Linked DNA regions of Mus musculus: region 2 is linked to region 1. Evidence: chromatin loops called from intact Hi-C (ENCODE). Cell type or tissue: left cerebral cortex. All regions are shown on one strand. Links, peaks and the distances in the headings refer to the core of each region. The heading gives the core; the rest is flanking DNA. Region 1 holds the start of Neurl1a (neuralized E3 ubiquitin protein ligase 1A). Region 2 overlaps Neurl1a (neuralized E3 ubiquitin protein ligase 1A).

The links. Peaks named below come from ENCODE experiments on the same cell type or tissue, not always from the same donor. Only the 100,000 strongest peaks of a DNase experiment are listed, where the experiment ranks them.
Region 2: it touches region 1 in a loop (6-fold over the local background); 23 of 42 quality-filtered maps call a loop at or near these places.

What each region holds. Positions count from the first base shown.
Region 1 is chr19:47,171,919-47,187,378 of GRCm38, forward strand. It overlaps Neurl1a (neuralized E3 ubiquitin protein ligase 1A), which reads left to right and starts at 6,902. Exons shown (of 6, transcript NM_021360.4): 1 at 6,902-7,633. The coding sequence starts at 7,549. In left cerebral cortex, for the core only: CTCF peaks have their summits at 2,789 (motif pointing right), 3,740 (motif pointing left) and 6,251; DNase peaks (open chromatin) are centred at 2,778, 5,473, 6,316, 6,921 and 3 more places; H3K4me3 peaks cover 2,678 bases; H3K27ac peaks cover 1,880 bases.
Region 2 is chr19:47,250,837-47,266,296 of GRCm38, forward strand. It overlaps Neurl1a (neuralized E3 ubiquitin protein ligase 1A), which reads left to right. Exons shown (of 6, transcript NM_021360.4): 4 at 2,283-2,972; 5 at 5,876-6,022; 6 at 6,581-8,605. The coding sequence ends at 6,819. It overlaps Sh3pxd2a (SH3 and PX domains 2A), which reads right to left. Exons shown (of 15, transcript NM_008018.4): 15 at 9,338-15,460. Among named protein-coding and RNA genes, the nearest start is that of Mir6995, 15 kb to the right of the region's middle. In left cerebral cortex, for the core only: a CTCF peak has its summit at 8,947; DNase peaks (open chromatin) are centred at 8,981, 10,547 and 12,265; H3K27ac peaks cover 213 bases.

The DNA of each region.
Region 1 (15,460 bases), core at 2,534-10,533:
CCAGCCCATGGAACTTTAAAACAATATCTTCATAAAAAAAAAAAAAAAAACCAAGCTGGGCGTGGTGGTGCACGCCTTTAATCCCAGCACTCAGGAGGCAGAGGCAGGCAGATTTCTGAGTTCAAGGCCAGCCTGGTCTACAAAGTGAGTTCCAGGACAGCCAGAGCTACACAGAGAAACCCTGTCTTGAAAAACAAAAACAAAAACAAACAAAAAACAAAAAAAGGGGGGGGAATTATATCTCTGTACACCACAAAATTACTGAAATCATGCTTTTTATTTTAAAATTTAAAATTTGGATTCCAAGGAACTCTCTGAGTGTGGGAGGAGCAGCTACTGGCACTGGTTTCTCAAGGAAAAAATTATAAACTCCTTAGAACAGCAATAGAAAAAGATATAGAAAGGATAGAAACCTCTATTTCCCATTTGCAAGAATCTGTAAACTCCTTGTTTTAGGAGAGCGTTTTTCAAAACAGGAGAGGACTTGATCTTTTATTCCTTCAACAGGGAGGACTATGTGCATCCCTCCATGAGGAATGTTGTTTTTACATCGATCATTCAGGAATAGTAAAGGCTAAAGTTCGAGAAGGACTGGCCAAAAGGAAAAGAGAAAAAGGACAGAATCAGGGATTGTTTGAATCCTGGTTCTCCACTTCCCCATGGCTTACAACTTTATTTATGTATTCACCATTGCTCTCTTCAGACACACCAGAAGAGCATCAGACCCCATTACAGATGGTTGTGAGCCACCATGTGGTTGCTGGGAATTGAACTCAGGGCCTTTGGAAGAGCAGTTGGTGGTGTTCTTAACTGTTGAGCCATCGCTCCAGCCATCGCAGCTTTAATTTCTACACTGCTTGGACTATTAGTTACAATCTTGTTGCGTTTAACTTTTGGACTTTGTATCTTAATCAGTTGCCTTCATACAGGATCGCTCTCAGCAAGCTCAGCTATTCACCATGGCAGTTATTCATCCCTATGAAGAGATGCATTGAGTGCCTATTCAATTGTCCTTCGTGGCTTTGGTCTGAATGGGAAAGAGTGGGCTATAGAAGGCCAATAGTCAGAGATGGGCAAGAGTGTTCCTGAGCTCCGATCAACCTAAGACAGAGACTATATCAATGCTCTGTTTGTGCTCCCTGATGGGTAAGAAGAAGCTATATATAGACAACACCGACTTAAGACAGGCATGGTCATCCTCTTTACCCTAGACGGGATTATGGAAAACAAGTAAGTCTTGTGCCCCCATCTAGCTACTGGTCCTTCTCATCTTTAAAAAACAAAAAAAGGGGGAGTTGTGCCCTTTCCCCCAGCCTTGAGTAGACTAAACAGTCCGTAAGTGCTTGCCACAATGGGTTTAACGACCCAGGTGGAGTCTTCCCCTTGCCTCATCTGCAATTTCCTAGAGGAACTTAGAAGAGTAGGCTGCCCCAAGAGCTTGCTTTGCAACATAATCCAGCTGAAACAGAGCATGGGTCTGTGGGCTTGTCCTAAATAAACACAGTGCTGAATATTCAACTTGGAGCCTTGACCAGCAGCACCTTGTCTTGGCGTCATCCTTCTCTCGCACCCTGTCCTTTTCACTTCCAGCCCCCTTTCAGGTGACCCAGTTCATCCATGGCCACTGGACGGCTACAGACTTGGAGGCTTATTGATTTATGAATGAACGCCTAGGCCAGAAGCTTTGGCTCGTTCCCCGACCAGCTCACACCTTACATAACCCATTTAAACTATTTTATGTCTGCCACAAGGCTAGTTACCTCTCCTGAGTTTCATACGCCCGACTTCTTCAGAGGCCAGGGCAAATCTCTCCACCTCTGACTGACTCCTAGAGTTCTAATCTCTCTGTCGGATGTCCTGCCTTCTATCCTGCCTCACCTTAAACTACTCATCAGCTTTTTATTGGCAGGTGATGCTTCCACACAGTACACAAGAGATTATCTCTACACCTGAGGTCCTTTGGTCCTCTGAGAGAACAACAAATGACCACTCACTGAGCCTCCTCTCCAGTCCCCACAAATGGTATATTTTAGTACATTTGAACCGATGAAAGTTGGCCCCAAAGGTAAGAATATTTATGGGTCCGTGAATATTCCTAGGATGGGGCTTTATGGCTCCTTCCCTTTCTCTTTGCCAGAACTTTGTCTGGCTTGAACCTGTGAAGAAGGTCTGGTCCATGCGGAGTTAACATGTGTATCGGTCATGTGTCTGTGCTGTGAGGTCTTCTGCGCATGCCTCTGAAGATGCTGTCTCCTTGGAGCCATCCCTAAACTCTGGCTCTTAGAATCTTTCTGCCTCCTCTTCTGCAGGGATCCTTGAGGGGAGGGGAGGGGAGGGGAGGGGAGGGGAGGGGAGGGGAGGGGAGGGGAGAGGAGGGGAGGGGAGAGGAGGGGAGGGGAGGGGAGAGGAGGGGAGGGGAGGGGAGAGGAGGGGAGGGGTCACCTGCTATGTCAGCCACACCCAAGGGTAAGAACCAGGCCTAGGAGTAATTGGCCAACGGAAAATTGACTCCGTGGTTTTGCGTGTGCTTTTTGCTTTGGTAATTTTTGTCTCAACTCTCTCTCTCTCTCTCTCTCTCTCTCTCTCTCTCTCTCTCTGCACACACACACACACATACACACACACTTTCAGCGGGTGTGGGAGGATTTAAGAGGAGTTGGGGGAGGGGCAGTATGATCAAACTACTGTATGAAAAATCTTTTAAAATTATTTATTCACTTTGGGTATATGAGTACTGCATAGAAAGAGCATCTACGCAGCATGTACACCTGCTGGCCAGAAGAGGGCATCAGATCCTATCAGAGATGGCTGTGAGCCACCATGTGATTGACTGCTGGGAATTGAACTCAGGACTTCTGAAAGAGCAGCTGGTGCTCTTAACCTCTGAGCCATTTCTCCAGCTCTGACAAAAAAAAAATATTTTTAAGTTAAAAAATTAACTGGCTAGATTGGCAGGCCAGCAGAGCCCCGGGGAACTTCTGTTTCTGCTGGGATCACAGGCGTGTGCCTCGTGCCTAGATTTGTCTTTGTTTTTGTTTGTTTGTTTGTTTTTGTTTTGAACATGAACTCAGGTTCTCACAATTACAGGGCAAGCACTTTACCGACTGACCATCTCCTCAGGTCTACTAATTGTTCAAGGAATGGGCAGTGGGTAGGGCTCAGTCCTCGGGAATAAAGCAGTGTGGCCCCGCTTGGGTGAACCCCATTCTTGTTTGCCTTGTGGGCTGTCTGTGGCTGTCTTCAGCTATCCTTGGCTATCCTTGGCTATCCTTGGCTAGCTCTGGGTTCAGCACCTCAGGGATCAGGGAAGGAAGAAAGCAGACTCTTGGTCAAATCAAACATCCTGCTAGGTTTTCAACATGATTGATAAAGGACTTCAGGTCTCAAATTCAGACCCGTGGACGCTGTGGAGAATAAGGGCGAAGGGGAGAGTGGAGCAGACAGGGGGAGAGGGAAGAGAAGAAAGATGGGGGAGGGGAAAGAGAAGGAGAGGAAGAGAGAGGAGAGGGAGAGACCAGAAGGGAAGGTAATGGGGTGGGAGGGGGAGCAGGGGGAGTTTCGCAGAGCAGCTTTTGATGGAATCCTGACCTCCCCTCTCATCTCTGCCTGGGGTCCTCTCTCCATTGTCCTACTAGCTGATATGAGCTCTCACAGACATGGGCAGACAGACAGACAAACAAAGAATCTGCAATCCTGGAGAGGGGTTTCTAAGGTGTTGGGTGCTAGAGCACCACCTTGTGGTGTTGGAGTTGTTGTTTTTTTTGTTGTTTGGCTGGTTGGTGGGTTGATTTGCCTTTTCAAGACAGGGTTTCTCCCTATAACCCTGGCTGTCCCTAGAACTTGCTCTGTAGACCAGGCTGACCTCAAGCACACTGAGATCTGCCTGCCTCTGCCTCCCGAGTGCTGAGATTAGAGTCCTGTGCCACCACTGCCCAGTTTCACCTTGTGATGTTGATAGTTTCACTGAAGCCACCTAAACAGTGACTTCCTCTAGCTCCAGTCTGCCCTGGAAGCTTCTTCTCGCTCCTCCTTTCCAGGATGGGGCTGAGCTACCTCCTAACTGTTGCCTTTAAGCTGCCTGGGTGGTGGTTGTGGAGGGGCTAAAAATCTGGGAGTTTGACCAGAGTCCAGAGGAAGGAAGGAAGGCTGCTGGCACTCTGTGATTCTTCAAGATGGATTTACCCAGAGCCAGAAAAGGGTTCCCAGAACCCAGGACAATGTAGAAGGTTATACTTCCTTCTTTAGGTCCCTGCCTGCTTGCTAAAGACCTATATCCAGTTGACATTTAACAGTGGTGTCCCATGCCCCAATCTGAACTCCCCAGGGGGGAAAAAAGTAGGGTTAAGGGTTCAAGGGGTGACACTGAGGGGCCCTTGGGCAGACAAGTGTAGGGTGTTTCTGCTCAGCATGACCCCTGCATGATCCTTCACAGCCGCACATTGGCTGGCGGGGGGGGGGGGGAACGGGGTCGGGGGGGGGGGGTCTCCCTCATCTCAGCCCAGTTTAGCCCTATCTTCCTCCCATGATTTTCCTCTGAGTCAGGGGAAGTTTTGATACTGTCTCAGCTCCCTGCCTTTGTCCCTGATACTGTGCTGAACAGGGAATTACAACCTATGCCCCAAGCCATGTCCAGTAACTGGTCCTTAATTAAACTGAGAAAGCAGAAAAAGGAGAGTTAGTGAATGTGGCCACATTAGGAACCAAGGGACAAAGACGGTCAAAGAGGGACAAAGAGATCCAGTATCCCCCAAGTCTGTCTTCTGGGGTCCTAAAGTGAGATTAAAGTTTGAATAGGGGGCTGAGGGTGGGCACACCTGAGCAGGTTATGACCTTCAAGTTCAGAAGCAACACTGTCAGTTTCCTTTGGAGCTCAGGCTACTCAGAGGATCAGGAGAGAGCCTTTTGGCCTGCTTGCCCGCCCTCCCTCCCTCCCTCCCTCCCTCCCTCCCTCCCTCCCTCCCTCCTTCCCTCCCTCCCGCCTTTCCTCCCTCCTTCTTGTCATTTGGCCTTCATTTTTCTTCTGCTTTGCCCATGGCCCACATTTAGGCCTGTGTGGGGCCTGTAATCTCCCTTTGGGGCCTTGGGTCCACCCCTATCCTGTACCAAGGCTTCCCAGGCCACAGAAGCGGGCTTATTCCAGAAGGACTCAGAGCCTCTCCAGCCACTCTCTACAAATCCCAGCCAGAACCCTGCACTTCACACACACTCCAGGGGAATTAGTCTCCTCTATACAGGCTCCACATATTTATTCTGACTCATAAAATGCCTGATCTCCCCAGCTATGTGTAATCTGTATGTCCTCATTCTCTCTCTCTCTCTCTCTCTCTCTCTCTCTCTCTCTCTCTCTCTCTGTGTGTGTGTGTGTGTGTGTGTGTGCTTTATGTATGTAGCTGTTAAGAGCCCACAGATTGCTGACAAATGAATCATCATTTGGGGAATAAGTGTTGGGAAGACACCGCCTATAAATAAGACACCAGTCCCTGACCATTCTGTAGCCAGTCAGCACCTGATCCCAGGCACCCCAGAGGCTTGGGGCTGGGGCTGGGACTGGGGGCCTGGTTGTCTTTCTCCTCAAACACCAGAGCATACCTTTCACAGGTATTTCTAGCTTGCCTGGAGTCTCTGAAACTTAAGGATATAACATGTGCAATCAGAGGAGAGTAAAAGGCAGGACAGGGGGCTAAAGGGGATCAGAGATGATGTCTAAAGATCACAGTAGGATTTTACTGCTGGCAGGCATGGGGATCCATTCACTGTACAAATACTTCTGAGAATCCGCATGTCCCTGCCCTGGGAGCTAGAACACTGTGAGGAAAGTGGCTGGCCGACTCTCCCCTCAGCAAGCTTATTCTCTATCAAGAGAAGCCGAATCTAACCAAGCAGAAAAGGCTACTTTTAGGCAAAGTCATATAAAAGCCACGAAGAGAATGGGATGACCCTATGGAGAATGATAGAGAGAGGCAGAGATGCTTAGCTGGGGTGGTCAGGAAAGAGCTGTGCCTACACATTGAGGATGGGTCCTATGGAGAAACTTCCAGAAAAGGATGGAGGAGATGTCTGTGTCCCACTCATGACCCAGGGCTCACTCTGGATCCGAGTTGGGAAAGTCCGGTTAGAGTGAGCGATGGCCCCGAGAAGCAGCAAGGCTGATGAAGGTGTGAGATGGACAGACGGACTGTCTTCTCCCCCATGATACACTGGGAGAAATAACCGCCCCAGATCCAAGATGACTTCCTGGTCCCTCCTGCAGGTAGCAGTGCTGAGCTACACAGATGGAAGAGTCACGTGAACAGGACATTTACAGACTGCCCCCTTCCTCGAGGAAGCCACCTTGGTCTACTATAGGCTATAGCACCCCCTCTATCCCTTCCCCAATCTCTTAGTTTTCCAGCTGACAGAATAATTCAACTTGGAACCGATATCTCTCTCATGGTTTGTACCTGAGCTGGGTCCCATCGGCTTGCTTCTGGTCTTGTGGTTCTCCGTTCTTGAACATGCAAAGGATGTTTGAACAGTCAGGAAATGGTCTGACTGGGGTTCTGATTGGAAGTTCCAACTACAGCGAAGGGGAGGTGACTGTATTCCTGATCTCAATTGTCTTAATTCATTATCCACTCACTCCTGAGCGTTTTAACACGTGCCAGGCCCTGAATCCCGTGCTAGGGAGCCTCCATTAGGGCTACCTCGCCACGCCCTGGCTCCGGGGCTCCCAGCGTTGTGGCGGTCCTCTTCCTCTTGTTTTCAGGTTCTATGTCCCAGGACAGGGAGACGCTCAACCTCCGAAGCTCCCATCTATTCCTGACGTCAGGTCCGGAGCAGTGCCGCCCCCAACCCTGGGTCCCGCGCGCCTTCGAGAACTTATAGCCAGCGGGAACGCGGCGCGCCCCGAGACCCACATCTGGCAGAGCGGGCGCGCGCGTGTCACTAAGACGCTCATTAACCTGCGCAGCTGTCGCCATAACAACCGGAGCCCCGGAGTCCTGGCGACGCTAGGGCGGGGGTTGGGGGCGGCGGCCTCGGGAGGGACCTGGCGGGAGCGGGGGCGGTCCACACGAGCCGGGCGCTGCAAGCTCACCCGCGGGCGGGAGGGCGCCACGCACGTCGCCGCGGCCGTCCCCGCGGGCGGGGACCGAGCCCGCCGACGAGCCTCCGAGCAGCCGCGCGCCGAGCCCCGACTCTATGGCCCGCGGGGAGCGCGCCGCCGCTGCGCCGCCCACCCGCAGCCGGAATCCGAGCTCCAGCACCAGGCAGAGCGCAGCGGCTCGCGCCGCGGGCCGGGGCCCAGGGGCCGGGCCGCCCCGGGCGCGGGGCATGGGAGCCCGGTAGCCGGGTGGCGCGAGGACCCCCACGGCGGGCAGGACCCGCCGAGCGAAGACCGCCAAGCCCAGGGAGAGCCGGAGACAGCAAACCGCCCGCCCCCGGTCGCAGCCCCGCCAGGGCCCTCCCCTGGCAGCGCGCACCCGCGCGCGCACACACTTGCACACCTTTCCTCCGCTCCTGCCCAGCCTTGCCTGGCTCCCGCCGGAGCACCCCCGGGGGGCCGATGCCATGGGTAACAACTTCTCCAGTGTCTCCTCTCTGCAGCGAGGAAACCCGAGCCGCGCGTCGCGGGGCCACCCCCAGAACCTCAAAGGTAGGCTTCGCTGACCGGGGAGCAATTGCAGGGAGGGTTGCGGCGCAGGTGGAGTGGTGGGCAGGGGTGCGGTTGGGGACGACCGGCAGGTGCCACCTGTTGTGTGCATTTGGAGGGCGGGAGAGGCGCTTCTGACAGTGGAGGTGGGCTGTGGTGGCAGCTGACCGGTGCTGATGGTGGAGATGAGGGAGGATGGCGGTCGGTGGGGGTCTGCGCAATTCTCCTTATCTGCCCTGGCAACGTCACTGGAGTCCCCTCCAGTGATGCTAAGCGGTGAGAAGAGGTGGGAAAAACATTTGCCGGCTGGATAGGGCAGTGTGGAGGGAAACCTAGGTTTTTCCAGATGAGCCTCCCAAGAGAGTCATTGTGGTCTTTTTTGCATTTGCCTAGGGCTGGGGGAGATCCCGCTGGAAGCACTAGTTGCATTTCCAAGCAGAGGGTCTTAGAGATTCAGGACTAGAAGGGCAGACGCGTGCTCCCGGGGTCTTTGCAAGTGGGTGATCTTTTGCACCGTCTGAGTCAGGTTGTTTGGTTTTGTTTGTTTATTTGTTTGTTTGTTTGTTTTGTGCATCCAAAGACAAAGTATCTGGTCTGAACCCTAGAAAGAGGGGAAGGGAGCTTCCAAACAGATGGAACGTTATCGGGAGGGTTTGCTGTCTATGGCCCATCCAGCACCCTCTGGGGGAGGCCCGAGGCTCTGCCCCAGGCCTTCCAGCTTCCAACATGTCTCTGACCTTTGGAAGATGCTGCTTGGTTTCCTGGGCGCCTGGACCCAGCTAATTCTCTCTGGAAAGCTGATTTTTTTTTTTTTCATCTTTATTAGAGACAGGTTGCACTTAGTTCTAGGGGCACAGTGATAGCTAAAAGTCCCAGGGCTTCCTAAACAGCAATAAGAACAATTAAAAAACAAAACAAAACAAAACCCACAGCATGGCACAAAACAACTTAAGTTCCTCAAGTCTCCCAGGATATGACTAGGGTAGTAGAGTACCCTTTAGCCCAGAGCCTTGGTGTTCATGGAGGATGTTCACAGGTCCCTTTTCAGGGAGTACAGACATTCTCTGGTTTTAGTCAGCAGAGCAACAGTAACCATATTCACTTTACAGAGGAGGGGAACTGAGGCTTGTTTCTTGAATTAGAAACAGCTAGGCTTCAGACCCTAGAGGCTTGGAACTCTTGTCTCTTCTTGCAGTTAGCTTCAGGATGGAGAAGGGATGACAGATGTACCACTGTCCTGCATTCTAACCCAGTCTTTCAGAACTTCACCTCTACCCTGCTCCGGAAAATTAGTGGGTCTTGGTGGATTTCTGGAAATTAATATGGTGACACTTGCAAAGGTCCTCTAGTGTCATGTTTATTGACCTTGTAATTCCTCATAGAACTGATGGGAGGAAAATGGAGATGCAGGTGGTACTTACGGCCATTAGGATGCTCCTGACAGTATCACTTAGACGAGGAACACAAGCTAAATGCCTAGGAATCATGGGGGAGGATGTGCCATCACTAAGATTACATTTTCAAAGACTCTGATGACTTGGGGAAGTGCTCACAGCATAAGAACGGTTTGTAAAGCGACAAAGACTTTGTGACCCCCGTCCCCTCTGTGCTTCCCATTTTGCTAAAAGGCGGTTATGTCGATCGAAAGGAAAAAGCAGTAATTACAAATAAATAAGAGCCAAGAAGGAACATTTCTCAAAGGTGCTGGGAAATGAATCATATGGGATTTCCCTTCTTTTTTTTTTAATTTATGTTTTCTTTAAAAAATGTGTTCAATAAAAATAAGTTAATATTTTTAAGTTAGTTTCATATATATATATGTATATGTGTCTATCTGCACACACACACACACACACACACACACACACATATATCCCTCTCCCCTTCTCCCCCTCAGCCTCTCTTACTTCCCTTCCATCCTTATGAGCGTCCCTCATCTCTACCTGTCCCTTTCTTAGGTTCATGATTTTTTATTTTGATGAGCCCCTCCCCCTCATTTTTAAATCGAGGGCCATCCGTGTAACCAGTGGGTTCGAGCTATGCGCTGGTGTCTGCTGCGGTCACTAGTGGACACACCACTTTCCCCTGGATCTGTCTGTAGAAAACAGTTAGGCAGTGAGAGGTGGGGCCCTCGGAGTCCTTCCTCTGTCCTTGGCTGCCCGTGGATGGCTTGTTTTTGTGCAGACCCTGTACACCTGTAGTTGTTGAGAGCTCATGGTTGCAATGACCTCACACTTCCCAGAAGATGCTATTTCACAGCCCTTCCTACACTGAGCCTCTTAGAATCTTCCTTAGTGTTTTCTAAGCTTGGATGGACTGATCACAAATGTCTTATTGAGGGCTGATCTGTCACCTATTCTCAGCGCCTTGTGAAGCCGTAGATCTCTGCCTTTAGCACAGACCACTGGAAGTACTCTGAGGCTATGAGGTAACTGTCTATAGGTATAATAAGCATATATATTTAGAAGGTAGGTTCAACACTATGTCACTTTAGCTCACCAATAGGACCCCTAGATTCCATGACTCTACCCACTCTGAGCTTTGAGGGTGTTTATAGTACTAAGTATAGATTCCCTTCTGTGGAGTGGGCCTCCAATCCAATCACAAAGTGGTTGGTTACTTCTGTAACAGTTGTACCACTGTTGCCCAAGTGAGCACATTTTGCCCAGCAGTTTGGTTTCATAGTTGGTAGGATGCACAGCTGTGTGAGACCACTGGTATCCTTTTCTCTCAAAGCAGCTTGCATAGTGCTTCCCACACTATGAAAGCTTGCCCCCGGGGAAGAGGTTTCAGGCTCAGTTCCAGCTTGATCTCTTTATTGCATGCAGCCAAGGTGTGTGGTACCTTCAGCAATAGGGTCGTCTAGTTCTGATGGACACCCGAGAGGGATGGCAAGAGCTTGTATTGTTTTGGGGACCTCTAAGGCTCCCCCAACTGACTCATAAGGGGTCGTCCCACACTTGACACCGTTTGTGTCTGATTTATAACCGACAGCTTCAAGGAGGAGCTTTTCTAGCCGCGTAGGGTATCTCCCTTCCAACTTTAAAAAGTTTGCTTATAAGATTATAGGTTGCCAATGGCATTTTCATATTCCCATTATTTTAGTTTATCTTGCTACTTCCTCATCTCCATAGACCCCTCCCCCTTTCCTATTTACCCCTCCCCCTTTCCTATTTACCCTTCCCCTTTCCTACTTTCCCCTCCCCCTTTCCTATTTACCCCTCCCCATTTCCGACTTTTTCCTCCCCCTTTCCTATTTACCCATCCCCTCCCCACCCTTGGAATTTCTCCTTCTGCTTTCTTGTATAGACTAGATCTACTGTCCACCCTTTCTTAACAAATTCCCTCCCAATGACCTCTTAGATTTCTGGCCTCTATCTACATCAACTGTAAATTAAACACACAAAATTGGAGATATTCAGTTATGATCCACATACGAAGGAGATCATTGTTATGTATTTTCCTGTAGCTGGGTTGCCACAGTATGCTTCTCCCAGTTTCACCTGTTTAGCTACAGATGTATTATTTTATAATTATAAATGAGTTTCCATGGGCCGAGGGTATAATGGTGGAGAGAGTGCTTGCCTAAGATGAGTGAAGGCCTGGGTTCCATCCCCACTGCTGCTAAATAAACACATGAATAAATAGACTGTTGGTGTCAGCATGTGCAAAGACTGTTTCTAAGCACCGAAAAGAGATTGTTAATGAGGAAGGAATCTGTGGGCATCATCTGGATAAATTTCCTTCCTTACAAACGAGAAGAAAAAGGGGAAAACACACTGATTTGACCAAATTCCTTAGTGGGTCAGTTTGAGCAGCAAAGCTGAGCTCTGTCCTTCATGGGCAGGGTTGGCTGGGGGCTGGCAAATTGACCTCATTGTTCAGTGATCATATAGTCTGTCCCCCTAAAAGAGACACTGTTCTTTTCCTGGCTACATGGAAGCCTAGAGGAGTCCCCTGGAACTGTTCCCCTCATTACGTGACATTTAGGCTTTTGAGTATTTGTGAGATCTATGTGTTTTGGTTAGAGGGGTCCCTATTTCCTGTCCTCATTCACAGATTTGGTAGCACACACCTGAAATCCTAGCACTTGGGAGGCTAAGACCAGAGGAGTGTTGAGTTTGAGGCTTAAGCTATTGAGACATTGTCAAAGAAGGAAAAAAGGACAGAAGGAGAGAGAGAGGGAGAGGGAGAGGGAGAGGGGGAGGGGGAGGGGGAGGGAGAGAGGGGGAGGGGGAGAAGAAGAGGGGGAGGGGGGAGGGAGGGAGACAGGAAGGAGGAAGAGAATCAGAATAAATATGAGACTCTCCATGAACACACATCCTTGGTTGGGGCCCAGGACTGTGATGCTGGCTGCCCCATCCAGTGTTCTGCACTAGGCCAGCGTCCAGCTGTGATTTTAGCAATGCCCATTTTGAAATCCCGTGGGGGTAGAGGGACTGATTTTCTTTCTTCCCCTTCTGTTGCAGCAATGTGGGTTCCTCATCACTTTCATTAAAACAGCTGCCGGGACCTGTCACGAGAGGGAGATATCAGATTGTTCTGCCTGTCAGGCTGATGAGAAGTGGGCTTCACTTTTTCCTCTCAGGGGTAGACTTTGGGCTTTTCCTGGAGACAATCTACTGATGATCCCCTCTGGGTCTGAGGAACATGGAGCTAGGAATGTGTAGGGAGCCAGGTGTCGCTCTGGGCTCAGGACCAACCAATAGTGCCTGAGGAGGTGGATGCTGGGGTCAGAGGTTGAGGCCAGTGCCCTTAGTATCTTAGGCTGAAGACCCTGGAAACACAAGGAGGAAGGAGGAGGAGGGGAGACACGTGCTCGGATGGTTGGGTTGTTGAAAGCCCAGGTCTGTGTGCCAAGGTCAGAGATGGGAGGGCACATCACGGAAGGTTTGAACTGGGGATGGGTGGGACTGTAGGAAATGAACAGCAGGGGATGAAGTAGAGTGCTGTGGTGTGTGGGCAGGGGCGGGACACGGCCTAGAGAAAGGGATTATGTGTGTTGTATGTTCCCCGTGAGAACCTGAGAGGGAATTCATGTTTCGTGTGCAGAGAACCACAGGGGAATAAGATCTTCCTCTCCTCTGGCTCTTTTAAAGTGCTTCCCTGTTTCCTGCTGAGTGTGGAGGTACAAACCTCTAAGAAAGCTTTGGGGAGAAAAGTATTCACAGCCCAGTGGTCACCCCTGGATGGAGAGTGGGTGGCCCACCTCCTACCTTCTGAAGGATTCATTGTAATAAAATTTACACGGTGTAAAACTTGCCATCTTAATGCATGTAATTTAGAGGCATTTACAGTGCGGTGTAATGACTACTTCTGTCCAATTCCAGAATGTTTGCATTGCCTCAAAGGGAAACCCTGTGACCGTTAAGCAGCCACTCTTGTTGTTCCCGGCTCCCTGGCAACCACCAGTCTACTTCCTGTCTCTAAGAACCTGCCTCTCATGGACATTTCATATGAATGGAATTACAGAATAACTGGGCACTTTTGTTGGCTTCTTCAGCTTAATATTTTCAAGCTTCATTGACAATGTAGTCTCTCTCTCTCTCTCTCTCTCTCTCTCTCTCTCTCTCTCTCTGTCTCTCTTCAAGACAGGATCTCTCTGTGTAGCCCTGGCTGTCCTAGAACTCACTCTGTAGACCAGGCTGGCCTCGAACTCAGAAATCTGCTTGCCTCTGCCTCCTGAGTGCTGGGATTAAGGGCGTGTGCCACCACTGCCTGGAAATATGTCTCTTTTTAAAATCAAGTAATATTCTACTGCATGCATAAGCCACATCATGTTCATCAGCTGATGGACATTTGAGTTGATTCCCACATTTGGTTATTATGAGTAAGGATACTATGGGCATTTCCATATAGGCTTTTAAAACGATTAATTTTATTGTCCTTATATGCATGGCTGTTTGCCATACTTGTATGTATGTATGCATATGCACCATGTGCATGTCAAGTGACTGTGGAGGCCAGAGGAGAGCATCAACCCTCCTGGAACAGATGGTTGGGAATCACCAGGTGGGTGCTGGGAACCAAACCTGGGTCCTCTGCAAGGGCAGCAGGTGCTCTTAACAACAGAGCCATCGCTCCAGCCCCTGAGTGTAGGTATTTTGGGTAAGTGTCCTTTGGGGCTGTGTGGACTAGCTATCTTTTACAATATAATACTTAATGAACTCGTCCCTTCACTAAGTACTGGTTACCAAGGAGATTGCTGCCCCTCCCCCAAGCTCCAGCTAGACACCTGTGTTTCCTGAGGCTGTGACTCCTGGTGGCTGAGGGAGAAGCTCCCGAGGCCCAGGCCCGGCTAAGGAATCCTGATTGGGAGGCAGAGTGGAAAACTCCCTGGAGGATCCTCTGCTGCTGCCCTGTCTCTGGATGTAGGGGAGAGGATGGGACTCCCAGTAGCTCTCCCTGGACCAGTCCTAGCCAGTTTTGAGCCTTGTATCCCGGCTGCTACTGCTGTGATGTTGGTCCTTACACCAGAAACCGTGATAGCTGCTTGTTTGCTTGTTTGTTTGTTGTGAGAAATGAGTCCCGTGTAGCTCAGGCTGGCTACCACCTTGTTATGTAGCTGAAGATGGCCATGAACTTCTGATCCTCCTGCTTTGCTGTTTTGTTTGCTTGTTTTTACATAATAATTATGTGTGTGTGTGTGTGTGTGTGTGTGTGAGAGAGAGAGAGAGAGAGAGAGAGAGAGAGAGAGGGAGGGAGGGAGGGAGGGAGAGAGAGAGAGAGAGAGAGAGAGAGAGAGAGAGAGAGAGATTCTGTCAGTTTTATTCTAACACATGGGCCCTGGGGATCCAACTCACGTTGTCAGGCTTGCTGGCAAGCATCTTTACCTGCTAAGCCACCTCACCTGCTCTTGTATGTCTTCTAGAAGGTCTCACTCTGTAGCCTAGATTGGCATTAAAATTCACTATGAAGCCTAGGCTGCCCTGTAACTCATGACAATTCTCCTGCCTCAGCCTCTCAAGTCCTGTGATTACAGGTGTTCACTGTCACACCGGGCTTAGCCTCCATCTCACCCCTGCCTTTGTCTTGAGAGAGATGATGGCACTGCTATCATTGGCCCTCCCCGAGGCCCTCCCCCATCCTCGGTGGCTGCCACAGCCGTAATCAGATAATCAAAGCATCCATTCTTCAGCCAACGCAGCCATTTCCACAGCTCTGTCTGGGCTCCTTCCTTAGTTGCCATGACGTTTGCAGACAACGTGAGCTCATCCGCCCTCAGCTGCAGCACGGAGATGGAGGCTGGGGTGCGTGGTGGCCTCCTCAGTCACCCTGGATGCCAGAGACGTCAGTGTCACCTTTGAGTCCTGCTTGCTAATTCCCATAGTAACATTTACAATAGCAGCCATATATTGGGTAGTTATTGTGTACCCAGTACTAACTATGTAGATTTTTCCACCAATATCCTCCTGACAATATACCAAGGCATTTTATAGACGGAGAAAAAAAAAAGGCTGAGAGAAGTTGAATAACCTCTCCTAGATCTCTTAGAGATGAACAGAAGGGCAGGGGAGGCGGCTCAGCAGGTGGCTTTGTTGTCAAGCCTGGTGACTTGAATTCAGTCACCAGAATCCACACTGTGAAGGGGAGAACCGACCTCTGTGTGCTGTCTTCTGACCTTCACATCATGCTACAGCACACCCTCCTCTGGATAAATAAATGTGATGATGATGATGATGATGGTGGTGGTGATGATGATGCTAGTGCACAGTGGTGCACGCTTTCAATCCCAGTACTCAGGAGGCAGTCGATGGCAGACCTCTGAGATTGAGGCGAGCCAGCGTTCCACAGCGAGAGCCTTTTGGGGACTGTGGGGGAAGAAATGAG
Region 2 (15,460 bases), core at 4,591-12,590, 81 kb after region 1:
TGAACAACTGATTCCTCTTCTCCTTGATGTTCCCTGCTCCTCTCTCCTCCCAACTCCCTAGAGTCCCCAAACGCCCAGCACTGGAATCCCTCAGGAGCCAGGTGACAGAAGCTGCTCCTCCAGGACCCAGGCCTCCCCACCATAGTCTCCCTCTAGTGACCTCTGTTTCCTTCCTGTCTAAGGCTCCCCCTCACCTCTGCCTCTGCACAGTCCCGAGCCTCCAAGCCATGGCCATCCTCGTCAGAGTCAATTCCCTGGAATAATCGAGTTTTCCGGTTGGCTCCCTCCTCCTTGCCAACGCAATGCTGGGAAACCCCAACCAGCCAGGCCCCAGGAGACTTTTGGAGCAGCCTGAGACTTAGAGGAAGGGTGGCACCTGACCTTCCTGAGTCCAGAAAACACAGCTTCTAGAAGGGGCAGGGGGAGGGGAAGAGAACACAGAGGCTTTAGAGTCTCTTCGCCCTTCTGTGGAAGGCCAGTCATGGCCTCTGCTCTTCTTGCTGGCTTAGTCTCCCAGGCTTTGCTGGAAGACTTGGACACTTGGGAAGGCATAGGTCATGCTGTGGCTTATAGTGGTGCCAGTCAGATTTAGGGACACGAACTCTGCAAAAGGGGTTCCGTCAGAAATGAGTATGGCATTGGGGGATGCCCCAATATTGAGTCTCCGTACATGGTGGCTGACATCCGAGACCCCAGGTCTGCATACAGTGGGCTGGCCCCCATGGGCTGCTTTAAGGATACCATGCAGGGATCATCCACAGCATATGTCATTACTCTCACTGTAAGTTACAGGTCCATAGAGCAGGGATAGCAATACCTATTAAAATACCCATCATCCAACATGGCTGGAAACTGCTGTTGGCATGAAGTGTGAAGTGTTCAGGACAGTAATTTTAAAAAAGATGTTATGCAAAAGGAAATGTGCAGCAGGAGGTTGAGCCTGAAGTCCGTGCCCATGGAAGGGCTTAATACAACTTCATGGATGCCCAAATGTTATCCACAGACTTTAGTGGCCATGCTCTAAGGAGATGGGTCAAAGCTATCCCATTTTCAAAATGGTGTGTTACCCACAACGAAAGCTTAAACATTATTGGGGTTTATATAGTAGAACTCAACCTCTGCATTGAAGAAACCAAAAAATACACTTAAAAGAATCTGTTATGCTACAACCCAAATCTGGACAATGCGTGTTCTCTGGGCAGTGGGCTAATAGGCAGCGCTGTGTTTTCCTTTTTGCTGGAGTGTATCTTCTTCAAACCTCAGTCTGGATTTACTTGTCTGGAGGTGTGAGGTGGGGCTGATGTTCAGTGAGGCTGCTCTCAATAGGTTCTGTTTCTCCGATTTACTTAACCTTCTTCTGCCATAATGCCTTTACGTGGCAATGATAACCTCAAAGAGTAAGTATTGGTTTTCCATGTCATAGTTTTATGGGAAGAAACTGGGAGACAAGTGTTCTTTCTGGCCTTCTAGAGTATCAGTGGTGCCTGTGACAAATGGTTATTGTCTGAAAGCCACTCCGAGGTTTAGGGAGACAGCTAGGTGGGCAGAAGCCATAAGGACCTGAGTTTGTCTTGATAAGAGTGGTGTGTTTATAGTCCCACTGCTGGAGACACCGCTGAGACAGGAGGCTCCCTGGAGCTTTCGAGCCTGCCAGCCCAGTCTACTTGGCCAGTTTCAGGCCAGAAAGGAACCTTCTCAAACAAAAGGGTGGACAGTGCCTGAGAACCACCACCCTAGGTTGACCTTTGGCCCCCTTCATGCATGTGCACACATGTGCGCGCACATAGGAACCACTCCATTCTAGGAAGTAGGGAAGTCCTAGGGATTAGAATTTAAGAAACCTTTTTCTTTCGTGAAGGAAGGGGCTGGAGATAGAGGAGATAGAGGAAATCAACCCACCACTGCTAACAACAACATTCTTTGTAAGACTGTAAATCTTGTTGGCACACACTGAGTTCTAGGCTAGGCCAGGACGGAGACTCTTTCTCAGAAAAATTAAACATCCCTCTCAATAGGTTATAAAGTTCTACAAGTTCTGCAGGGTTACCAGAGGCAGTAGAGAGAGGGACTTGCTAGCGGGGGAGCACTTAGAAGCAATTAGATGCCTTTCAGGTTGGTGTCTTCCAGCCGCATGCTTTTGTCTAGAGGGTTAGATTCCCGCGCCACCTTCGCTTCCTGCCTTTGTACCTGAGCAGTAGTATCTTTAGTGCTCTGGTGGCGCTTGCTGCGCGACCCCTGTGGGACGGTGACAGTCGCCCTGTCTCTCGCCCTCCCCGTCGCAGACAGCGAGCTGGTGCTGCCCGACTGCCTGCGGCCGCGCTCCTTCACCGCGCTGCGGCGGCCGTCGCTGCGGTGCGAGGCGGATGAGGCGCGCCTGTCGGTGAGCCTGTGCGACCTCAACGTGCCGGGAGCCGACGGCGACGACGGCGCACCGCCTGCCGGCTGCCCGATCCCGCAGAACTCGCTCAATTCTCAGCACAGCCGCGCGCTGCCGGCGCAGCTCGACGGCGACCTGCGCTTCCACGCGCTTCGCGCCGGCGCGCACGTCCGCATCCTGGACGAGCAGACGGTGGCGCGCCTGGAGCACGGGCGCGACGAGCGCGCGCTCGTCTTCACCAGCCGGCCTGTGCGCGTGGCCGAGACCATCTTCATCAAGGTCACGCGCTCGGGCGGGGGGCGAGCGGGCGCGCTGTCCTTCGGGGTCACCACGTGTGACCCTGGCACGCTGCGGCCCGCCGACCTGCCCTTCAGCCCCGAGGCCCTGGTGGACCGCAAGGAGTTCTGGGCGGTGTGTCGCGTGCCCGGGCCTCTGCACAGCGGCGACATCCTGGGCCTGGTGGTCAACGCGGACGGAGAGCTGCACCTGAGTCACAACGGCGCGGCGGCCGGCATGCAGCTGTGCGTGGATGCCTCGCAGCCCCTCTGGATGCTCTTCAGCCTGCATGGCGCCATCACGCAGGTCCGCATCCTCGGTGAGTTCCGGGTGCCATCCCCCAGTCCATGATGCTCTTTCTAGGCTTAGGTGAGTTCTGGGTAGGGTGGAAGCATCTGGTCCACGGATGTCGGGAAGAGAGGAATGAACTCAGAAGAACCCAAAAGACACACAAATTGGCCAGAGCCTTACACCCCAGAGGTTGTATTAAAGGGGCGAGGGCAGTGAACTTTCTGAGACTTGGTTTCCTCAGGGCTGCTTGTGGCTCTTAGGGAAAATAAGGTTAGCTGGTTGTGGTGGTGCATATCTGTTATCCTAGCGTTTAATAAGCAGAGGCAGGAGGATCTCTGCAAGTTCGAGGCTAACCTGGTCTGCATATTGAGTTTCAGGTCAGCCAGAGCTTCATTTCTGTCTCAAAACAGAAAAACAAACAAACAAACACCTCAAACACCGTATTAGTGTCTTCTTGGGCACCTGCATCAGAGTAGGGGACTCCCTGAGCAGGTGGCCTTCAGGAATTAGATTGCAGTGTTCTAGACCTTTCTTTTTAGGAAGACGCAGTTTGAAAGGATTAGAGGATGTGGGCTTGTATTAAGCCACACTCCGTGGCTTGTTCTATATATAGGATAGGTATCCCTCACTGTGACCAAGCACCTGAGGAGAGGGCAGCCGAAGGGAGGATGGGCTTTGATTGGCAAACCTAGTGAGGGGGCGGAGATGGCCAGAGTGTGAGGGCTAGTCACATTCAGTCATGCGCTGTGGCTGTCCGAGAGGTGTGTCTGCATGTGCTCCATTCTCAGTATTCCCTTTGGCAGTCCTTAGCGTGGGAAATCTGTCCTCGTCATGATGTCAGCCACAGCTAGGGTGGGTTTACCTTGCTGGGCATCTCTCACTAGCCTCACTGTAAACGAAGCTCCGGAGATCCTAATTCTGTAGCTGTAGGATAGGTTCTGGACCTCCGATTCTGTTGTTGTTTGTGTTTGCTTGCCTGATTTATTTGAGACAAGATCTGTCTACATAGCCCTGGCTGTCCTAGAACTCATTCTGTAGACCAGGCCAATTCTGCACGCGCGCACGCGCGCGCGCGCGCACACACACACACACACACACACACACACACACACACACACACGCGCGCGCGCGCGCCTGCAAATCTGAGCTGAAGTTAGTTAGAGAGAATTGGCTGCACTCATTGCTTCTTAGAGAAGGGAAATCACAGAGGCAAAGCCCGCTCCTACATCAGTACCACCTAATAATAGCTAAGTAGCTTTCCAGTAAGGCTTCTGCCATCTAAGGGTGTTTATGAGACTGGAGCAGGAAGGAATTAAAACAAAACAAACACAAGACTTTTTCTGTCCCAAGTACTAAGTGGGTCAAGGTGGATGTTAAGAAATACCACCCAGAACCCAGTGACTATTAATAGCTCCTGAGTTGTTTGGAGAATTGGGCATGTCTGTCAGCCAACAAAATGGTGTTGGGGAATCCTGACCCTAAGGGGAAAAGAAGCCAGGGGCAGCATGTGCAGGGTCACCGTTCCTCTTACAGTAAAGGCTTGGCTTTGTGAAAGTTCCCCATGAGCCAATAAGTAAGGGTCGTTTCCTGTATCCATGTGTACAGAACTCTATGTATTCACTGGTAGAATGAAACTACTTTCACTAAGACAACCAGGTCAGGGTTGCTTTATAGATGTTGTTCGGAAAAATGCTAGCCAGTGCAGTTGGGAAAGAAAAGTAACTTGACATCCGTTTCTGAAAAGATGGTAATTGATTTAAAATATTAATGTAGTAAGAGAAAAACTGTATGAACTGAGCATGCAATCCAACCTGTTTGGGAGGCTTTTGCCTGAGCTGCGGAGCAAGTTCAAAGCCAGCCTAGGCTACTTGGTTTTCAAGGCAAGGTTTCTCTGTATAGCCCTGGCTGTCCTAGAACTCACTCTGTAGATCAGGCTGGCCTCAAACCCATAGATCTGCCTGCCTCTGTCTCCTCTGAGTCCTGGGATAAAAGGTGTGCCTGGTTGTGAGATACTGTTTTAAAAAGTTAAATAAGGTATTGGGACATTGGTCAGTGACTGATAGCTTTCCTAACACAAGTGAAACCTGAGTCTAGTCTTCAGTGTGGAGGGGGAGAAGGAAGGGAGGAGAGGAGAGAGGAAAGACGCACCCTGTGAACATTCGTTGATCATTCTTAGAAATAATAACACTGACATGAGTTACAGCTAACAATGCACCTGCCTGTGTGCAGAACCTTCTCTCAGGGCCCATGGGAAAGTCACAGGCAAGTGACTTCTTGTTCTCAGCGAGCTCGTGGCTCTGCTAGAGAAACAGAGCTGGAGTTTCAGGCCAAGAAGAGGAAGTACTTTAGGCTGTGTGGCTGGGCATGGCGGGTCAATAACCATAGGTAGTGGAGTTTAGGGGAAGCCATGCTTCCCCAGAGACTATGTTTGAGGACAGCCTCAAGAGGCTCCTGGAGCAGTCAGCTCCTTGAGGACAAAGGCTCTGTCCCCAGTCTCATGCGTGCACAATGAGCCCCCAGGAAAGACTGGGAGGAAAACAGGAGGGAGAGAGAGAAGGCAAGGCTGCAAGACCAGAATGTAGGGACCAGGGTGCCTGGGTAGAGAAGGTGGGTGATTCCAAGGCACTGTGGTAGCGAGGGCAGGACTCTGACAAGAGACTGAGGTAGGAGGCATGGGCACGGGGGACTCCATTCTCTGAAGGCCAAAGGTACCTAGGGAAAGTTGGCTTGGAAATTGCGGGTGATATAGAACATGATACTACCTCCTGACCTATAGGTGGGCACAGAGCATGGGTCGGAGTTGAACCAGCCTGTGGGGTCCTGCCTCAGCCTGTGGCTGTCCTCTGGGCAGGTGTTGGAGCTCTCTGTGGGGGCAGGGACTGAAACTTTCTCCTTTAGGCTAATGGCAGTGTGGCCCATCCACTTTCTCAGGCTCCACCATCATGACTGAACGGGGTGGCCCATCTCTCCCCTGCTCACCTGCCTCCACTCCAACCTCACCCAGTGCCCTGGGCATCCGCCTCTCTGACCCCCTGCTCAGCACCTGCGGTTCTGGGCCCCTAGGTGGCTCTGCTGGAGGTGAGTACCAAGGCCCCCGTGGGTGGGTCAATGCGTCTCTCGAAATCCTATAGAGAGGGACGGTTGACAGAGCTCTCCAGATGTGTAGCTGTGGCTTTTTTTTTTTCTTTTTAAAGATTTATTTTAAACTCTGTGTGTGTGTGTGTGTGTGTGTGTGTGTGTGTGTGTGTCTGTGTCTGTGTGTGTGTATGTAAGTATAAATGCTCACGGAGCACAGAAGAGGGTATCTGATCTTCCAGGCGACTTCTTAAAGTGCATGTGGGGGATTCCAAGCGTTAGTGCAGTAGAACCACGCCTGGAAAGAATTAGAAAGTCCTTTCCTCCTTTCCTCTTTTCCTCTTTTCCTCCTTTCCTCTGACTGCTGCTCTGGCTCTGTCTGGGGCTGTGTGGCTACAGCTCCTTCCTTGGGCAGGAAGGTGGGTTGTCAGTGTGGAAAGGTGGCTTTGCGTAGTGGCAGAAGACATGAGCTGGGGTGGGGTGGGGGGGGCTTTTCTCTTGGGAGAAGGCCCCGTGCTGGGCTGGGTCCCATCCCCTTTTGATTGGTGCTCTTGCTCTCAGGGACAGCCCCCAACTCACCTGTGAGCCTGCCCGAGTCACCGGTGACCCCAGGTCTGGGCCAGTGGAGTGATGAATGCACCATTTGCTATGAACACGCAGTGGACACAGTCATCTACACGTGTGGCCACATGTGCCTGTGCTACTCCTGTGGCCTGCGCCTCAAGAAGGCCCTGCACGCCTGCTGCCCCATCTGCCGTCGCCCCATCAAGGACATCATCAAGACCTACCGCAGCTCCTAGCCCACTGCAGAGCCCCACCTGCACGCCCACTTCTGCAGACTGCAGCCCAGCCAGCACCAGCTGAGGGCAAAGCCAACAGGGTCCCTTCCTTCTACAGTTTGCAAACTCTTCCTCCTTTTCCATTAAACGTGGGAAACCAAGGTCCCTGGAGGATTGGGCTGAAAGAGTTTCAGGCAGGGAGATGAGGGCACAAGCAGTGAGGGGAGGAGGGTACCCCATATCTCTCTCCTCTTTACCCAGATTTCTGCATGCTGAGTGGCTGGTTGCCATCCCTCGAGATCTCGGCAGATCTCTAGGTTGTGCAGCCCGGCAGCCCGTGCGGCATCTTGGAGAGAGTTAGCAGACATGTAGCTTCCCCCCCGGCAGCTGGGGAGGAGGCCAGTGGACCTTCTCCCACCCTGGGCAGCTGCAAACTGCATGCCATGTTTCTTTCTCCTTACCCAAGGCAGGGAAACAGACAGGCTGCAGACTACAGGTCCGAGGTCCTTGACCTTGGGCCAACCTGCCATGTTCAGGATCTCCCGTTTGCCATGACTTTCGCCAATCATCTCACTGGTGCCGTTTCCCAGGGTGCCCTTCAGTGTAGGCTGATGTGAGCCTTTCTGTTGTCAGGGTCTCAAAAGAGCAGGTCCACAGCCACACTTAAGGCCTGTCCTCCCTCATCTCAGTGCCAGTCTTGGCCTGGGCTGATTTGCCATTGTGTGCCCAGGAGGGACAGGAACCCTCAGTGGGGTGGGGTCTCCCTGGCCTATGGACAGCCCTTTTCCTTAATTTATTTATTTGCTTTATGGGTTATGTTCCAACCTGGGGTCTCCTGAAATGCTACTGTTGCAGGGTTGCCAGGTGAAGGGAAGCAAGGAGTAGCCACTTGGAATCTATCCCCAATACAAGGCTCATGGCAGTCCTGCTAACCCCGAGGAAGAATTCCAGGCTGGAGGCCTCCCAAGAAGTGGATAAGCCTCTCTTATGTGGGAAGTGCCCACTTCCACCTGTGTGCCCTTCCTCCCTGGATGGGAGCCCTGTTACTGTGGCTGGTTCCAGGACATCCGTCTCTATAGAGACATCAGAAGTTCTGGAAAGTTGTCAACATGTGGGTCAGGGACCAGAATGGAGACGCTTGTTAGAGGAGGGAAGATAGACCCTGAAAGCCAGCCTCTGGTCCTGCTAAGGGGGTGCCCCTTACTTATGGGCTGTGGCCCCTGTATTCCTACCTGCCTTTTTTAGGGTTACTGTGGCGTCTTAGCCTAGGCTTTCCCAGCCTTTCAGTCCTTGGCCCTCATATGGCTGGTTTTATATCCTCAGAGGCGGCTTTTGCCTTGAAAGGCAGGGTCTTGGTCTCTGTCCTGGCCACTGGCCAGTCATGTGGCTCTAGCCACAGCCCTCTGCCCCTAAAACTCCAGCTTCCCCTGGGTAAAAGTTTGGGGGTGGAATACTTTCCGTGTATTTCCTGGGAGTTCTTCTCAGGTGTCTCTGAGGAGGAATGTACTGGGGAGGTGTTGAGAATGGATGCCAGGGTGGGCCTTTGCCTGCACTGGGGAATCTGGGCCACCCTCAGTCTTGCTTCTCCAGTCACTGGCCCTGGTAGATGCCTTCAGGCTGGAGCTGGTAAGTTGCCCCATCTAGCTGGGGCTTATCCTAGAGATGGAGCAAGGTCCTAGTACAGAGCTGTGTGGCTGGAGTTGGGAAAAGAAGCCATTGTCCATTCTGCTAGTTCAGAGGTAGCACTGCCTCCCTTGTGAACTGGGCCACTGTGTTTGTGAATAAAGGTGATTTCGTACCAGCCTGAGGGCTGTGCTGTGCGTCTGGGGGTTGGGGGGGGGGAGCCAGTGTTTGAGCACACCTGAGGGTAGACCCCTAAGCCCCAAAGGCCTGTAACAGAGAAGCTGCCCTCGGAGCATGGCATGGGGCTCACACAGTGGGGTCCACAATACCAGGCGAGCCTTTTAAGTCGAGAAGCTGCTGCAGGCCTTCGGTGGGTGGGAGGGGGAGGTGGGGGAGGGGAGAACAATCAGGAAGGGCACCAAGCAAGGGACAGTACACTCACTCCTGCTATGCTGTTTCCTCTCAGGCTAGAGATCCTGTGAGGTGAGTATCGCCACCTAGAGACTACTAGGAGAATGACAGGCCAACCCTGTGGCTGGGGTCAGAAAGAGGTAGGCTGGGCCCAAGGTTAGAACTGTGCACATTTACCGTGGCCAGGCCTCAGAGACCTGTGGGATGCCTACCTACACCCTTTCCTGGGAGGAGGTTTTGGCCACCCAGTCTTAGCCTGCCTTTGAACTCAGGTCCATGTTTTCCTGCTTACTAGAGACTAACACAACTAGCTAAGGCCCCAGGGTCCAGCTTTGGCTACTCCCAGAAAGCTGCCTGAGTGTGGAAAGCTCCGGTGGGAACTGACCCCCTCCTCCCCCACCCCATCCCACGCTCAGTTCTCGAGTTGGCAGCTGTTTGAGCGAGTGGGGCTTTTGCTAGTCAACTGAATGGATCCTCCGGTGTCAGAGAGAATCGCGTGCTTCTGTTCAGTTAAAAAGGCCAAAAACTTTATTTAGTCTTTAGGGAAATACAAGATGCCTGTAAACACGAACAAAATAGGAAACAAAACAATCCAAATGTTGAAGTCTAGAAGCATGCCAAGACAGGTCATTTCTACAGATCAAAGAGTCCCACCAAAGTGATAAAGGACACCTGGAAAGGGGCAGGTCAAGGGGGCTGGGTCCCTCCCCCGGTGACACTGTGTTTGTGATGAGGCTTATAAAAAAGAATCCACTATTAGAATTATGAGAAACATGGAGATAGGTTAGCACCACCGAGGATCCTGGAGATATGTTAGCACTTGCACGGACCCCCCTACTGCATCCAATGTCCTTGTCTCCGTTCCTCTGCTGAGGTGGGGAGCGGAGGGGAGAAACTGGGGGAAGGGCTCCTGCTGACCACAGTAGGCTGGCCGGGGATGAGTGGACACTAGGAAATCCCTGTGATTTAGGAGTCCCAGTGACATCCACCGGCTCGTTCTCATCACACGGTAGCAGTAGCTGCTCACTTCTGCCTTCCAAGTTACCTTCCAGGCCTCTCAGTAACTGGTAGGGACACCCATGTCCTCTGTTGCAGGAGACAAGTTGTAAATCTAAGGATGGCAACTGTGTACCCTTTGAAGTAAACTCAGAAGCAGTGTGCCTCAGTAGATGCACATGCAGGAGGGTGGTGCACTCGCCTGGCCGGACTGGCAGGCAGGAGGCAGACTCAGCAATCAGAACCGTAGGTTCTATTGGAGCCTTGGGAATAAATGTCCCAATGAGGTCACCTGCCTCCCAGATAGGCCTGGGCTTTAGGGTCTAGTATGGAGGTGTTGGGTCCCTACGGTGTGGCCTATTATGGTCAGTGGTGTCTATTTTGTATGGTTTGACAGGCTAGCTCTGCATGGGACAAAATGCACTGGGCAAAAACTATGGGGAATCCGGGATGGGACTGGGCCCGCAGACCCAAAGATTGGCGTATGACTTGCAGCACCTCTTCCTTAAGACAATGATACTGGAAGCCCGGATGGGGCCCAGTGAACAAGTTTTCTCTGGCTGGACTCTTGGCTGGTGAGAGCAAAAATCCCTGGAAACCTCTCGTTTTCAACCTCCAAGAACTGACTCCTTTCCTGTTCCAAACTCTCTCTCTCTCAGCCTTCCCACACCTACCTAAAAGACATCTCTGGAAGCTTCCACCCCGTGCAAGGACGGTAAGCGCCAGTAACTCCAAACATGCGCACTCCTCTTGCCAACATGCCTCCCACTAGCTTTCCCACATGCCAGACACGTCTGTTTGCACTAACATGACTCTCTCACACTTCCAAAGACACAGCCAACTGTCCAGAATATGATTTGGGAATAAGGCAGGGACCTTCAGCACCGGGGGGTGGGGGGGGTGCGGGGGGGCACTCTAAGGCATTGGAGTGCAATAGGGGAGGGGCACGGACTGTCAAGGTCACTTGAGATTTAGAGAGGGGAGAGGGTGGCACCTGCCAATCCCTTGCAGCCAGGTTGGGATCAAGGCTTTGGAAAGACCCTTTCCTTCAATCTACAAGCACCAATGTACCTACTTTGTGGTCTGGGGACCCAGATGCACAGAACGAAGTGACTAGCAGTGCTAACGTCACTCTCAGCACCGAGCTTAGGAAACATGGGGACATGAGACTATCAGATTGCCCCAAACGGGACTTATCAAAAATCCCAGCCGGTCATGAGGAGCCTTCCACACTCACAGGAAGCGATCTAAGGTTCGCTGTGGAGACGGAAGGCTCGCTGTGGAGACGGGAGGCACTGCTGTGTGGACAGCTGCAGGCCCTACTGTCTCACTCCTCATCTGCCAGCCTGCCTGTCCTTCAGAAACAAACCGTAACCCAGTAGCTCATGAATCCCCGGGGGTCTCATGCCAAGGAGAGGATGGAGGTGGGTGCCCTAATTTAATCACTTCAGCACTTCCATACTCAACAGTATCTTTTCCATGTCTTCATCTTGGTGCCCGGGACAATGGCCTGCCTGGGCTGCTTCTGTTCGCTCTGTTAATACCAGTGTGAAGTTTCCAACTAAATAATAAAATAATTACAAAAAAATTTTTAAAGACACATTGCACTCTCCAGCCAGAATCGTGTGAATGACACACATGTTGTCAGAAGCTGCGCGTCCCTTGGGACCTGCCCAATGCCAAGGACTAGTTCAATGGAGACTGCCTGCCCGGTACTCATTCTCTCTAACCCCATGCTATTCAAGTGGAGAATTACCACCAGTCTCTTTCTTCTTACACACACATATGCACTCATGAACTTCCCATGCTCGTGGAAATGACCACACACACACACACACACACACACACACACACACACACACATTCTCAGCCCTCAAAAAAGCGAGGGAATCTTAATTGGTTAGTGATGTGGACTGTTGTCTTTCCAGAGAGCTGCATGGGTATTCCAATTACGGCTATGCAGCCATATCTATTCCAAGGGAGAGACCCAAAAAGGGGCCCGGTCCCTCTTCCTATCTGTATAGAAATTCACACAAGATGGGTCAGAGCAGCAGGCCTACAGTACTATATAAACGGGACATACCAGCAAGGCCGTGCTTGCTATCCTTGGGGAGCCGAGTTCTGGAACTTGCTCCTCGCCCCCAAGAAGCCATCTTTTCCTGCCTCTTTTCCTTGCTGCATGAGAAAGGATGCTCGTGTGCACCTGCCTCAGGAGTTCCTGTTATTAGAGACAGGCTCATGCCTTTTGCCCAAGTCACTGAGATGAATGGGTGGCCAGGACTCAGCTCCAGGCCTACTGCAGGCCTGTAGGAACTGGCTCTCACTGGGTAAGTGGGGCTTACAGCACGCACCCTCCAGATGAGTTTGCTTATGGCCAGGATTCCTGCCCACAAGCTGAACTGAGGTTTTACAGTTTTAGAAAGACTCAAGCACACATCCAAAGCTTCATAGCCCACACACATCAGGAGGCTGGGGCGAGGGGGCTGCCGGTCTCTATGAGCAGCTGACTGCAAAACAGGAGAACGGGAGTGGATGTTCTCATTCTGCTCTGGGGACCGGCCCAGGAGGTCAAGAGCACCATGCCACATCCTTCTAGGTGGACAACACTGATGGGCTGTCCTCGGGTGGCTACCTCCCACAACTCCTCCCATTTTCTGCAGACAGACTCAACAGGGTCTCCACTGTCCCAAATCCCTCTTGGTAATATTGCACTTTTCCTGTCTCAGATTGTTTTCGTTTTCCATTGAGAATGCAAAGTCTTTAGAGGGAACAGGGGGCTCGAGTAGCCTGAAAAAAAATTATATATTAGTCAAACCCAGGAAAAGTCGGGGTGATTTCACCTGGTCCCCACCCCTTCCTAAAAAACAGAACACTACAACTTAAATAACTCTACATCTATTCTGCAAGTACTAGTCATATGAAAATAACATTTGACTGAAATTCCCTTGTCTTTTTTCCTTAGATGATAGACGCCGTAACATGCCTTGCAGGGGAAGCGAAGGGTATAAATGCCAGTAAAATACTCTCTAACATCTCAAAGTGCCTACGAGGGCGCTATATAATGCCTTCGTCCATTAGGAGTGAGAAAGAGGAACCCTTGGGGCCAGGCTTGGGGTAGAGAGTGAGGCCTTTGCAGACAGAACCCTAGTTGTGAAGGGAGCCTGGGGGGAGCAAACAGGAACCTGCTGCTGATGGACACCCCACTACCAGCTTCCTCCTGCTCCCCGACTGTGAGAGCACAGAGGAGCCAGGCAGTGTAGCCAGGCCAGCTACTGGCAAAGGATACGGTTTGAAGACTTTTCCCTCCACCCCTGTGATACAAGAAAAGGGTCTTTAAACTGAAAGAAAACAGAGCACCAGATGATGCGTCTTCGGGCATTATATAAACCTCAATAATGACCTCAGAAGGGCTCATTCTGATTAAAGTTGCAGTATACAGCAATACAATGTCATTTCACATTTTCAATCATAACAAATGGAAAACTAGGTTTGGACGTTTCTGAGATTCCACTTTTTTTCCTTTTAGTTCGATCTGGTTTTCCTCTAGGTGGGTCAGAGCCCCAGGCCCTTCCCTCAGCTGCTGTGGTCTGTCCAATATCACAAAGCAGCTCATTAGCTCTAAGGAAAAGCCCTCTCGCCTGGGGAGGGCTAGGATTCAGGGACACATCGCCTGGCATCTCTCGACCATGTCTGGGAAGGCCTGGTATGCACCCTTCTTGTTTCAAGTATTCTTTGTGCTGGCAGGGTTTGTGCTGTGCCCTGATGGGTTTGGTGGTGAGGGACCTTGGCTATGACTCCTTGCCCAAGTCTACATCCTGACACTAGGTGGCGACGTTCCCCACTTTTCCCAGATGCCTGAGCAACTCCCAGCCATCCCTGGGGCTGGATGTTACAATGTAAACACAATGACCACACAATAAACTAGAGGGGCAGGGGAGGAACACAGTACTAATGCAGTGCAGGAACCTGCCATTAGTTTGACAATTTGGGGAAAGTCATTTCCTGTCCTTGGGCTAAAGTAACAGGAATGGATAGTATGGAGTGACCTCTAAGGTCCCCCACCCTCCCTGTCCCACTTTTAAGGATCTATGATTTCAGGACACGGGGGATTGTGAGAGAATCTTTGGGATGTGGCAAGGACAGGGGAGGTGGGGAAGGCTGGCTCTGGGGATCCTGGTGGTCCAGTCCAACTGAGATGCTCTGTGCCTGGCAGCCAGGCGGGCGCACTAATGGAGCTGGCTCAATGCAGACATCTGAGGAGTGAGGCTGTGGCCCCTCCCCCTGGCAGACGGCTACGTCGAAGGTCCTCTCACCTGACAGCCACTCTACTTTAAATTTTATTTTAAATAGTCATAAATTACTTTTTTCCTCTTTTAATAAATACGTGCTGTTTTAAAATGAGAAGTGTATATGCTGCATCTTTAAGTAATGCACTTCGCTCTCCAGGTTGCTTTCCATTCCACCTTAAAGTGCATTAATGAAGAAATAATGAACCACTTCTTTATCATTATTGTTCAAATAAGTACAAATAATATCATGAAGACACTATACCACTATCATTAGTACTGCAATCTAGCAGATTAACTCAACAACCCCACTCTATTTAATACTGTCCAGCAGAAGAAAATTAACTAATTTCAATTTTAAACAAACTCATGAACACAGAAAAGGAAAATAGAACAATGTCACCACCACGGGCTTTTGACAGAGGAGGCTAGTGGGTTGCATCCACCTGTGGGAGAAACATGGCTTGGGGATCCAGGAGGTTAGGGTTGGGAGCTGAAGGCAGACCTGCCTGGGAGGTGGGGTGAGGGGCGCTCTTCCTCCCATGTCTGTTGGAACCAGCAGCCCTTGGTCAGAGGAGATGCTGGCAGCTCAGCCACAGGCTGTGAGACAGGATCTGTCCCAAGTCAAAGGCACGTATGGCATCCACTCCTGGCATGAGGGGAGTCCTGGAAGGACACTGCGGGCTTCTTTCCGGAGGGTCCCCTCTGAAATGTCAACCACTGACTCACGACCCAAAGCAGACAGAGGACTGTTTCCACTCCACTCTCTTTTGCTTCTCTGTTCCCCGGGGGGTGCTGCCCCTCAGGAAGATAGGGTTGGCTCCTGGCTTCAAAGTCCTCCATCTTCTTGGGTACCTTGCCAGCAGGCTAAGGGCACAGTGTCTGCTCTGGGCTGACCCAGCCAGGGTCCCTTCTGCCCAGGTTGGAGAAAGTGGGCAGAAGTAGGCAGATTAGCCACCCAGCAGGCTGCCCTCTTTCCCTCTTGGGCAGGAACCTGAACACTTTGTTTCACCGAGCCGGGGACTTGGCTTTACCCAGTTCCAAACTCCCTGCTAAGGTGCCATGCTTGGGCACTGTGTACACAGTGGAAACCTAAACAAACAATCTGGTTTATGGAAAGGCAAAAGACATTAAACCAAAACCCAAATAAAACATCCCTCCATGAATTCAACGGAAACCCCACCCACCACTACCCGTCTCCTATGTGAGGCTGAGCCCCTCGGGCCCCCAAACAACTTCTAAAATAAACCCCAAACCAAACGCTTGATATATAAACCTCCAACCGATAACCATTTCCCAAACATGCAGAAGGAATTGCCTACCCGGAAATCCTCGAGCAATCTCTA